Linked DNA regions of Homo sapiens: region 2 is linked to region 1. A link is an interaction called in ENCODE POLR2A ChIA-PET data of the cell type or tissue named here. Cell type or tissue: CD4-positive, alpha-beta T cell. All regions are shown on one strand.

Region 1 (5,000 bases):
TTTCCCCTCCCCTCATCCCCTAGCAACCACCAATCTACTTTTGTTCCCCTATAAAGTTAACTCTTCTGGATATTACTCATATAAACAGAATCACACGTTATGTGACTCTGTCCGGCTTCTTTCATTTAACATTAGGGTTTTGAGGCTCATCCACGTTCTGACATATATCAGGACTTCAGGACTGCACATCTTTTTATGGCTGAGTAATATTTCTTTTTTTTTTTTTTTTTTAGATGGAGCCTTGCTCTGTCACCCAGGTTGGAGGGCGGTGGCACAATCTTGGCTCACTGCAACCTCTGTCTCCCAGGTTCAAGTGATTCATTCTCCTGCCTCAGCCTCCCGAGTAGCTGGGATTACAGGCACCCGCCACCGTGCCTGGCCAATTTTTGTATTTTTAGTAGAGACGGGGTTTCACCATGTTAGCCAGACTGGTCTCAAACTCCTGACCTCAAGTGATCCACCCACCTCGGCCTCCCAAAGTGTTGGGATTATAGGCGTGAGCCACCGCGCCCAGTCTGGCTGAGTAATATTTCATTGTATAGAGATACCACATTTTCTTTGTCCATCCATGGGTGGTCATTTCCACTTTTGGATTATTGTGAATAATGTTGCTATGAACATTTGTGTACAGTTTTTATTTGAACACTTGTTTTCTTTTTGTTTTTCTTTTTTTTTTTTTTTTTTTTGAGACGGAGTTTTGCTCTTGTTGGCCAGGCTGGAGTGCAATGGTGTGATCTCGGTTCACCGCAACCTCCGCCTCCCGGGTTCAAGCGATTCTCTTGCCTCAGCCTCCTGAGTAGCTGGGATTATAGGCATGTGCCACCACACCCAGCTAATTTTGTATTGTTAGTAGAGATGGAGTTTCTCCATGTTGGTCAGGCTGGTCTCGAACTCCTGACCTCGGTGATCCTCCCGCATCAGCCTCCCAAAATGCTGGGATTACAGGCGTGAGCCATCAATTGAACACTTGTTTTCAATTCTTCTGAGTACATACCTAGAAGTGGAACTGCTGGGTCAGACAGTATTCTATGAATTCTATGTTTAGCTTATTGAGGTCCTGCCAAATTGTTTTCACGGCAGCTGCACCATTTTACATTCCCACCAGCAATGTTCCAATTTCTCCTTCTCCACATCCTCGCCAACACTTGTTACTTTTCTTATTATAACCATCCTAGTGGGTATGAAGTGGTATCTCATTGTAGTTTTATTCGCATTAATCTAGTGATTAATGACATTGAGCATCTTTTCATGTGCTTTTGGCCATTTATATATATTATTTGGAGAAATGTCTACTCAAGTCTTTGCCCATTTTTAAATTGGGTTGTTTGTCTTTTTGTTGTTGAGTTGTGCCTAAGGAAGTAATTTTAAATTTTAAAAAATATAGCCGGCGTGGTGGCTCACGCCTGTATTCCTAGCACTTTGAGAGGCCGAGATGGGTGGATTACCTGAGGTCAGGAGTTCAAGACCAGCCTGGCCAACATGGTGAAATCCCGTCTCTACTAAAAATACAAAAATTTGCCAGGTGTGGTGGCAGGCGCCTGTAATCCCAGCTACTACACAGGAGGCTGAGGCAGGAGAATCGCTTGAACCTGGGAGGCAGAGGTCGCAGTGAGCTGAGATTGCGCCATTACACTCCAGCCTGGGCAACAAAGCAAAACTCCATCTCAAAAAAAAAAAAAAAAGAAGAAGAAGAAGAATATGATCAGGGAACTACAAACAGTTTTCTGGGCTGTGGTATAAGGTTCAGTGCAGACAAGCAGGAAGGAGCTAGAACTAGAAGGATTTTTCATGCTAAACCTTTACCTGAAGGCCCAGGGAGCTTCAGAAGGAGGTGCCATGATCAACCTATGTGTTGGAAAGATCACTCTGACACCCCATGGAGGATGCACTATGGTGGGGCCAGACTAGGGTCTACTCAGGAGGCTGTTGTGAGACAAAAGGAACTAAGACAGTCGCGGTGGGCGGGGACAGGAAGTAAGACATTAACAACTGCCGCACATTAGACTGTGAGCCACACAAGGTCAGAAAGCAGATATGATTCCTGTATCAGAGTTCCTGCCTGTTACGCATTGAACGCTGTCTTAGTCCATTTGGGCTGCTATAACAGGGTGGCTTATAAACAACAGAATTTGTTACTCATAGTTCTGGAGGCTTGGATGTCTAAGATCAAGGCCCTGACAGCCTCAGTGTCTGGTGAGGGCCCACTTCCTGGTTCACAGATAGTGCCTTCTTACTATGTCCTCACATAGTAGAAGGGCCAGGCTAGCTCTCTGGGGTCTCTTTATAAGGGCACTAATCCCAATCATGAGTGTTCTGCCTTCCCAAAGACCCCACCTCCTAATACCATCACCTTAGGAGTTAGGATTTCAACATATGAATTTGAGGGGAACACAAACATTCTGACTATAGCAGAGTATGTCCCTCCAAAAGAGCTATGTTGAAGTCCTAACCCCCAGTACCTCAGAATGTGACCTTATTTGGAAATAGAGTCATTGTAGATGTAATTAGTTAAGAAGAGATCACACTAGAGTAGGGTGGACACTTAATTCACTATAACTGTTGTCCTTATAAGAAGACAGTCATCAAGAGTTTGAGATCAGCCTGGCCAACATGGTGAAACCCCGTCTCTACTAAAAATACAAAAATTAGATGGGTGTGGTGGCACACACCTGTAATCCCAGCTATGTGGGAGGCTGAGGCAAGAGAATCACTTGAACCCAGGAGACAGAAGTTGCAGTGAGCCAAGATCGCACCACTGCACTCCAGCCTGGATGACAGAGTGAGACTCTGTCAAAAAAAAAAAAAACCTTGAAACACAGAGTGGGCAAGCAAATTTCCCAAGGTTTCCAAAGCTAGTTAAATGGCAGAGCCAGGATCTGATGCCTGGCAGGCTGACTTCAGGCTCCAGTGCTCTTACCCAATATACTATGCAGCTGTTCTATTAAATATTTGCCGGAAAGTTCAACAGATGGATAAATGAATGACTGGATCAATCTGGATTTGGTACCAGAGTAAAAAGTGAAGATGGGTGGGGTGTGGTGGCTCATGCCTGCAATCCCAGCACTTTGGGAGGCTAAGGTGGGAGGATTACTTGAGGCCAGGAGTTCAAGACCATCCTGGGCAACATGGCAAGGCCCCATCTCTATAAAAAATAAAACAATTAGCTGGGCGTGATGCCCTGAATCTGTAGTCCCAGCTACTCGGGAGGCTGAGGTGGGCGGATCATTTGAGTCTGGAGAGATCGAGGCTGCATTGAACCAGGATCAGGACACTGCATGGGTTCGATGGCTCACGCCTGTAATCCCAACACTTTGGGAGGCCGAGATGGGTGGATTGCTTGAGTCCAGGAGTTCAAGACCAGCCTGGGCAACATGGAGAAACCCGATCTCTACAAAAATACAAAAATTAGCCGGGTGCTGGTGGTGTGTGCCTGTAGTCCCAGGTACTCGGGAGGCTGAGGTGGGAGGATCACTTGAGCCCAGAGGCAGAGGCTGCAGTAAGCTGAGACCTGTGCCACTGCACTCCAGCCTAGGCAACAGAGTGAGACCCCTCCTCAAAAAAAAAAAAAAATAAGTGAGGATGACTCCCAGGTGTCTGGCTCAGATGACTTAGTAGGTAAGGTATCTCCATTTAATGAGACAGGAAAAAGAGAGGCGACATCAGATTTGTGAGGTGGAGGTTGGAGTCTGGGGAAACAACAAATATGTTCTTGAAATGCTGAGTTTGAATTACCAAGAAGACAAACAAGTGATGTCCAATAGACTGCTGGACACATGGGTCTGGAACTCCAGAGAGGCGCATGGGTTAGAATTATAGACTTGGGAGCCATCAGTATACTTAATGTCAGGGTTTGAATGAGATCACCAAAGCACAGTGTATAGAAAGAGAAAGCAGATGACCCAAGACAGAGCCCTGAGGACACTGGAATTCACAGGGCAAGGGAAAGAAAAGAATCCTTTACTTCCTAGCAAAGGGTCTGTCGTGGAAACGACAAGTCAGGTTGTGGTGGCTTGAGGAATGAATAGAAAATGAATCACAGGGTAAATGTATGTGTTACAGGTGAGAAAGTGACAGATGGATTGATGGGCTGTGGCAGAGAATCAGTATGGAAATGACTGACTAGACACGGTGGTTTGTTGGTTGGAGCCAGCTTGCATCAAATGAGAGCTGATTACTAAATTTCAGAAATGTTGCAAGCTGGTTGTTAGATACAGCTTTTTTTTTTTGAGATGGAGTTTCACTGTTGTTGCCCAGGCTGGAGTGCAATGGCGCGATCTCGGCTCACTGCAATCTCTGTCTCCCAGGTTCAAGCGATTCTCCTGCCTCAGCCTCCTGAGTAGCTGGGATTATAGGCATGCGCCACTATGCCCAGCTAATTTTGTATTTTTAGTAGAAATGGGGTTTCTCCATGTTGGTCAGGCTGGTCTCGAACTCCCAACCTCAGGTGATCTGCCTGCCTTGGCCTCCCAAAGTGTTAAGAATATAGGCGTGAGCCACTGTGCCCAGCCAATACAGTCATTATTAAAAAATTAGTTGAAGAGACTTACAATCAAATATAAATTAAATTAATAACAAAGGTCATAAATTCTTAAAACTCATCACTTCCTAATTATTTTACTAGGCTTTATTATCCATGCTCTTATACTTACTGTATCTATATGGTGGAAATGCCATAATGATGTGCCACTGCACCTCGTTTCCCAGCTCTGTGTTCAGTGATGTCAATTGGTAGCTTGAAACTAACCATGGAAATTACCACATGCTATAAGTCAGAACTTGATTTATTTATTGTTTTATTGATTGTTTAGACTTATGAAAGTAAAGGAGAAAATGTTAGTAATGCGGCTTTTACTTAAAAGTGTATCATGTCTGTAGCCATCACATTGTAAACAGAATTTTTAAAAACTGAAGAAATAGTCTTCCAGTATTCAAAAGCAATTATCTGGCCAGGCGCTGTGGCTCATTCCTATAATCCCAGCACTTTGGGAGACCAAGGCTGA
Region 2 (5,000 bases), 92 kb after region 1:
CCAGTTTAAACCTTAGAATCTTTCAGTTTCAACACCAGAGGACATACAATTTAAAAAATTAAAAAAATTAAAAAACGGCTGGGCATGGTGGCTCACACCTGTAATCCCAGCACTTTGGGAGGCTGAGGCGGGCAGATCACGAGGTCAGGAGATCGAGACCATCCTGGCTAACATGGTGAAACCCCATCTCTACTAAAAAATATAAAAAAATTAGCCGGGCATGGTGGCGGGCGCCTGTAGTCCCAGCTACTCGGGGGGCTGAGGCAGGAGAATGGCGTGAACCTGGGAGGCAGAGCTTGCAGTGAGCCGAGATCGCGCCACTGCACTCCAGCCTGGGCGACAGAGCGAGACTCCATCTCAAATAAATAAATAAATAAATAAATAAATAAATAAATAAATAAATAAAAATAAAACAACTTAGAATTTCCTCAGAAAGCCTTCCTCATCAGTTCTTCCGACTCCACTCTTGCTATTATGACAATTATTATCAGAAGGACTTCTGCACATAAATACCTAATAATAGCAACTAACATGTACTAAGATGTACTAAGTGCTATCAGCCCATCGCTGAGCTATTTGCAATACAGAAACCATCTCATTTAATTTTTACATCCACCTTGTAAGATATGTGCTACCGATATATAGAATATGTTGTGATTGGTAGCCCTGGACTGTACCATGAAGCGACCTTAGGAGCAATTACTTTATCCATTTCCATGGAAAAAAGTGAGGCTCGGAAAGGATAAATTACTAGCTTAAGTTCACACAAGCAAGCAAAAGGCAGAGACGAAACCTAAACCCAGGTATGACCAACCCCAAAGCCTATATTCTCTCTCTGTCTCTCTTTTTTTTTTTTTTTTTTTTTGGAGACAGAGTCTTGCTCCATTGCCCAGGCTGGAGTGCAGTGGCGCAATCTCGGCTCACTGCAACCTCCACCTCCCAGGTTCAAGTAATTCTTCTGCCTCAGCTTCCCAAGTAGCTGGGACTACGGGTGCCCATCACCATGCCCAGCTAATTTTTGTATTTTTAGTAGAGACGGGGTTTCACCATGTTGGCCAGGCTAGTCTCGAACTCCTGACCTCAGGTGATCCACCCAACTCAGCCTCCCAAAGTGCTGGGATTACAGGCATAAGCCACCTTGCCTGGCCAAAGTCTATATTATTAAGATTGCAATATTTTACTATGTCCCAGGTATGTGCAGTTCCAGAGTTAGGTAGTAGCTGGAGGAGTTTCTGAATTTTCTGTGTAACGTGGTTATATACGTGCTAGAATCGCAGTCAGTGAACTTAATATGCAAATGAAATACTCTGTACACTGTAAACAATGTTACCTCTCAAGTTTTTGCAGCAAACACCACCATTATCCCTTTGGAGTTAAACCCGCTTGGCTACCACCCTTGCTGTCAAACCCCCATGAGATGCCAAACACTTGAAAAGGGTTTCATCGGAGATGTCAGTGTGAGATTAAGAACACACAACAGATGAAATAGAGAAAACAAGGGAATTCACTAGCAGTTACTGGTAAGACGCTCAGGCTATTAGCCTGTCACACTCCCCACTGCCAGCAAAGCCATCTTTAGCCACTTGGAAACCTGGCCTTGCTTTCACTTCCTTTGTGAAATGTCCCGGGTGGTATTTTCCCCACAGTGTAAACAAGTCCTTTTACATTAATCAATTCATTTAATTCTCACAAAAACACTATAAAGTAAGTACTGTTATCATCTCCATTTTACAGATGACGTAACTGAGGCACAGAGAGTCTAAGCAGTTTGCTCAAAGTCACATGTGACATATGGCAGTGCTAGATTCAAACCCTTAAGTTACTGCGGAATCTGTGCTCTCAAAAACTACTACTCAGGCTGGGCGCAGTAGCTCACAGCTGTAAACCCAGCACTTTGGGAGGCTGAGGCAGGCAGATCACCTGAGGTCAGCAGTTCGAGACCAGCCTGGCCAACGTGGCAAAACCCCGTCTGTACTAAAAATACAAAAAAATTAGCCGGGCATGGTGGTGCATGACTATAATTCCAGCTACTCAGGAGGCTGAGGCAGGAGAATCACCACTTGACCTGGGAGGCAGAGGTTGCAGTGAGGTGAGATCACACCACTGCACTCCAGCCTGTGCGACAAAGTGAGACTCCGTGTCAAAAAAAAAAAAAAAAACCACATACACACACACAAAAACCCCTACTACTCTGTAGTTTGACAACAAAGCTAAATGAAGATAATTAGAAAATCCACTATTGCACCAGAATTGCAAAAGGGCTGTGGAGATATGTTTTTTTGTAGAATCTATGTGCTTTAGTAATGTGGAAGGGAGATCTCCCACCAAAATGTGTGGTGAGGTAGGCCTGGGTCACTCCCCAGACCAGGATCCCCCAGGCTCCAGGCTTTCATCTTAGCCCTGTAGTAACCCCCTCAGAAAAAGAATGCTTCTTTCCCATTTGTTCCAGCAAAAATCCTAAGATTGCTCTGATCAACTACCTTGGTTCTGTGCTTAACATTGACCCAGTTACAGAACTAAAGGATGGAATATGCTGACTTGTCGGGCCTGGGTGATATGCACATCCTTCTCTGCAGCCACACCCCAACACACGGAGCAAGAATGGAGAGATGGCTCCTAGCGAAAACTAGACTACTGAGAGGAGGGGAAAGAATGCTGAGCAGGCAAAACAACAGATGATCCAGGGATTCAGGCATTGACACTGGTAATTATAAGCCAGTGTGATAAATGACTTGACAGGAAGGAACTGGCACTGGAAGACAGCAGAGGAAACACCTAAACCAGAGGAAGTGGCATGTAAGCTGAGACCCAAGGAGGAGGTATCCAGGGCAAAGAGGGTGTGGGGTGGGGAAAGGAAACAGGCTGTGCATATTTTTATTTCCTTCCCTCCCTCCCTCCCTCCCTCCCTCCCTTCCTTTTTTTGAGACAGAGTCTCGCTCTGTCACCCAGGCTGGTATGCAGTGGCGTGATCTCGGCTCACTGCAACCTCCGCCTCCCAGGTTCAAGGGATTCTCCTGCCTCAGCCTCCCAAGGAGCTAGGATTATAGGCGCCTGCCACCACCCCTGCCTAATTTTTGTATTTTTAGTAGAGACAGGGTTTCACCATGTTGTCCAGGCTAGTCTCGAACTCTTAACCTCCAGTTATCCACCTGCCTCGGCCTCCCAAAGTGCTGAGATTACAGGTGTGAGCCACCACGCCTGGCCACATTTCTTGAAATGTGTGAGATTGGGGCCTAAACATTCACAGAGTCCGTGAGGATGAAGATGATGGGCCAGTCTGGGTGCCCTGGAGTGGCCTGAGCAGAAAGGAAGGAAAATGGATTAGGGGCTGAAGAGGAGATGAAGCTTTTAGTTTGGATATTGATCCTGAGGGGCACATGGGTCATTCTGTTAGAGATATCAAAGAGCCAGCTGAATATGTGGGTATGGCATTTGGGAGCAGGATCTCTGGACAGAGATCTGGGTGTGATCAGCACAAGGATGACCATTGAATGACCATCAGTTAAGGTCATCAAATGGTTACTGAGTGTAGGAGAGACATCCTTGGGTGAGGGGACCAAGTGGGAACAGACTCTTCAACAAAGACATCCAGATGGCCAAATAGCACAAGAAACAAGCATGTAAAAACATTATTACTGGCCGGGCTTGATGGCTCATGCCTGTAATTCCAGCACTTTGGGAAGCCGAGGCGGGCAGATCACTTGAGGCCAGGAGTTCAAGACCAGCCTGGGCAACATAGCCCGACCTCATCTCTACAAAAAACTTAAAAATTAGCCAGATGTGTTGGCATGCACTTGCAGTCCCAGCTACCCAGGGAGCTGAGGCAGGAGGATTGCTTGAGCCTGGGAGGTTGAGGCTACAATGAGCCATGATCATGCCACTGCACCCCAGCCTCGGCAACAGAAAAAGACCCTGTCTCAAAACAAAAAATATTATTACTTATTACTATGTGGGTAGATACATTAAAACAGTGAGATACCACTACGTACCTATCAGAATGGCTGAAATTTGAAATTAAAACGACTGACAATATTAACAACTGGAATTCTCATACACCACTGAAAGGAGTGTAAACTGGTACAACCACTTTGGAAAACTGGCGGTATTTACTAAAACTAAACATACGTATCCCCTCTGACCTAGCAGTTCCACTCAAATATATATAGCCAAGAAAAATAAATGGTTGAGTCTACCAAAAAGACATATGTAAAAGAATGTTTGTAACAGCATTATTCAGAATAACCAAAAGCTAGAAACAACCCAAATGCCTCCATTGTTATATGTTCATTTGATAGAATACTATACCACATACATAAAAAAACAAGTACTAAGTACTAACATGGATGAATTTTATAGCTATAATATTGAGTGAAAGAAGCCAGAACAAAAATAATGTACACCATGCAATTCCATTTAGAAAAATCTCAAAAACAGGTATAGTTAGTTGATGGTAATGGAGGTCAGAAATAATCGTTTCTATTGTGACAGGGGGTATGTCTGAAAGGCGGCCAAGAGAACCTTCTAGGGTCCTGGAAATAATCCGGATTTTGATCTGGTTGATGGTTATACAGGTATATACATGTATAAAACTTCAAGTTGGGTGTGGTGGTATGTGCCTATAGTCCCAGCTACTCAGGAGCCTGAGGAAAGAGGATTGCTTGACCCAAGGAGTTTGAGGCTGCAGTAAGCTATGATTGCACCTGTGAATAGCCACTATACTCCAGCCTGGGCAACATAGCAAGACCCTGTCACTAAAAACAAAAACAAAAACAAAATATTTTTAATTTAAAAAATCAGACAGTAGGCCGGGCATGGTGAGTCAGGCCTATAATCCCAGCACTTTAAGAGGCCAAGGCAAGCAGATCGCCTGAGGTCAGGAGTTTGAGATCAGCCTGGCCAACATGGTGAAAACCCTTCTCTACTAAAAATACAAAAAATAGCTGGGCTTGGTGGCAGGTGCCTGTAATCACAGCTACTTGGGAGGTTGAGGCAGGAGAATT

Evidence for each region. ChIA-PET counts read pairs that join two places held together with the same protein. Peaks named below come from ENCODE experiments on the same cell type or tissue, not always from the same donor. Only the 100,000 strongest peaks of a DNase experiment are listed, where the experiment ranks them.
Region 2: POLR2A ChIA-PET joins it to region 1 with 5 read pairs; 7 of 35 experiments call an interaction of 5 or more read pairs at or near these places.

Annotation. Positions count from the first base shown.
Region 1 is chr1:31,887,418-31,892,417 of GRCh38, forward strand. No RefSeq gene overlaps it. Among named protein-coding and RNA genes, the nearest start is that of PTP4A2, 48 kb to the right of the region's middle. RefSeq lists enhancers at 1,778-1,827, 2,118-2,267. In CD4-positive, alpha-beta T cell, no CTCF peak of the experiment used is centred here; a DNase peak (open chromatin) is centred at 1,964; H3K27ac peaks cover 1,074 bases.
Region 2 is chr1:31,979,454-31,984,453 of GRCh38, forward strand. No RefSeq gene overlaps it. Among named protein-coding and RNA genes, the nearest start is that of KHDRBS1, 32 kb to the right of the region's middle. In CD4-positive, alpha-beta T cell, no CTCF peak of the experiment used is centred here; DNase peaks (open chromatin) are centred at 2,158 and 2,818; H3K4me3 peaks cover 312 bases; H3K27ac peaks cover 1,818 bases.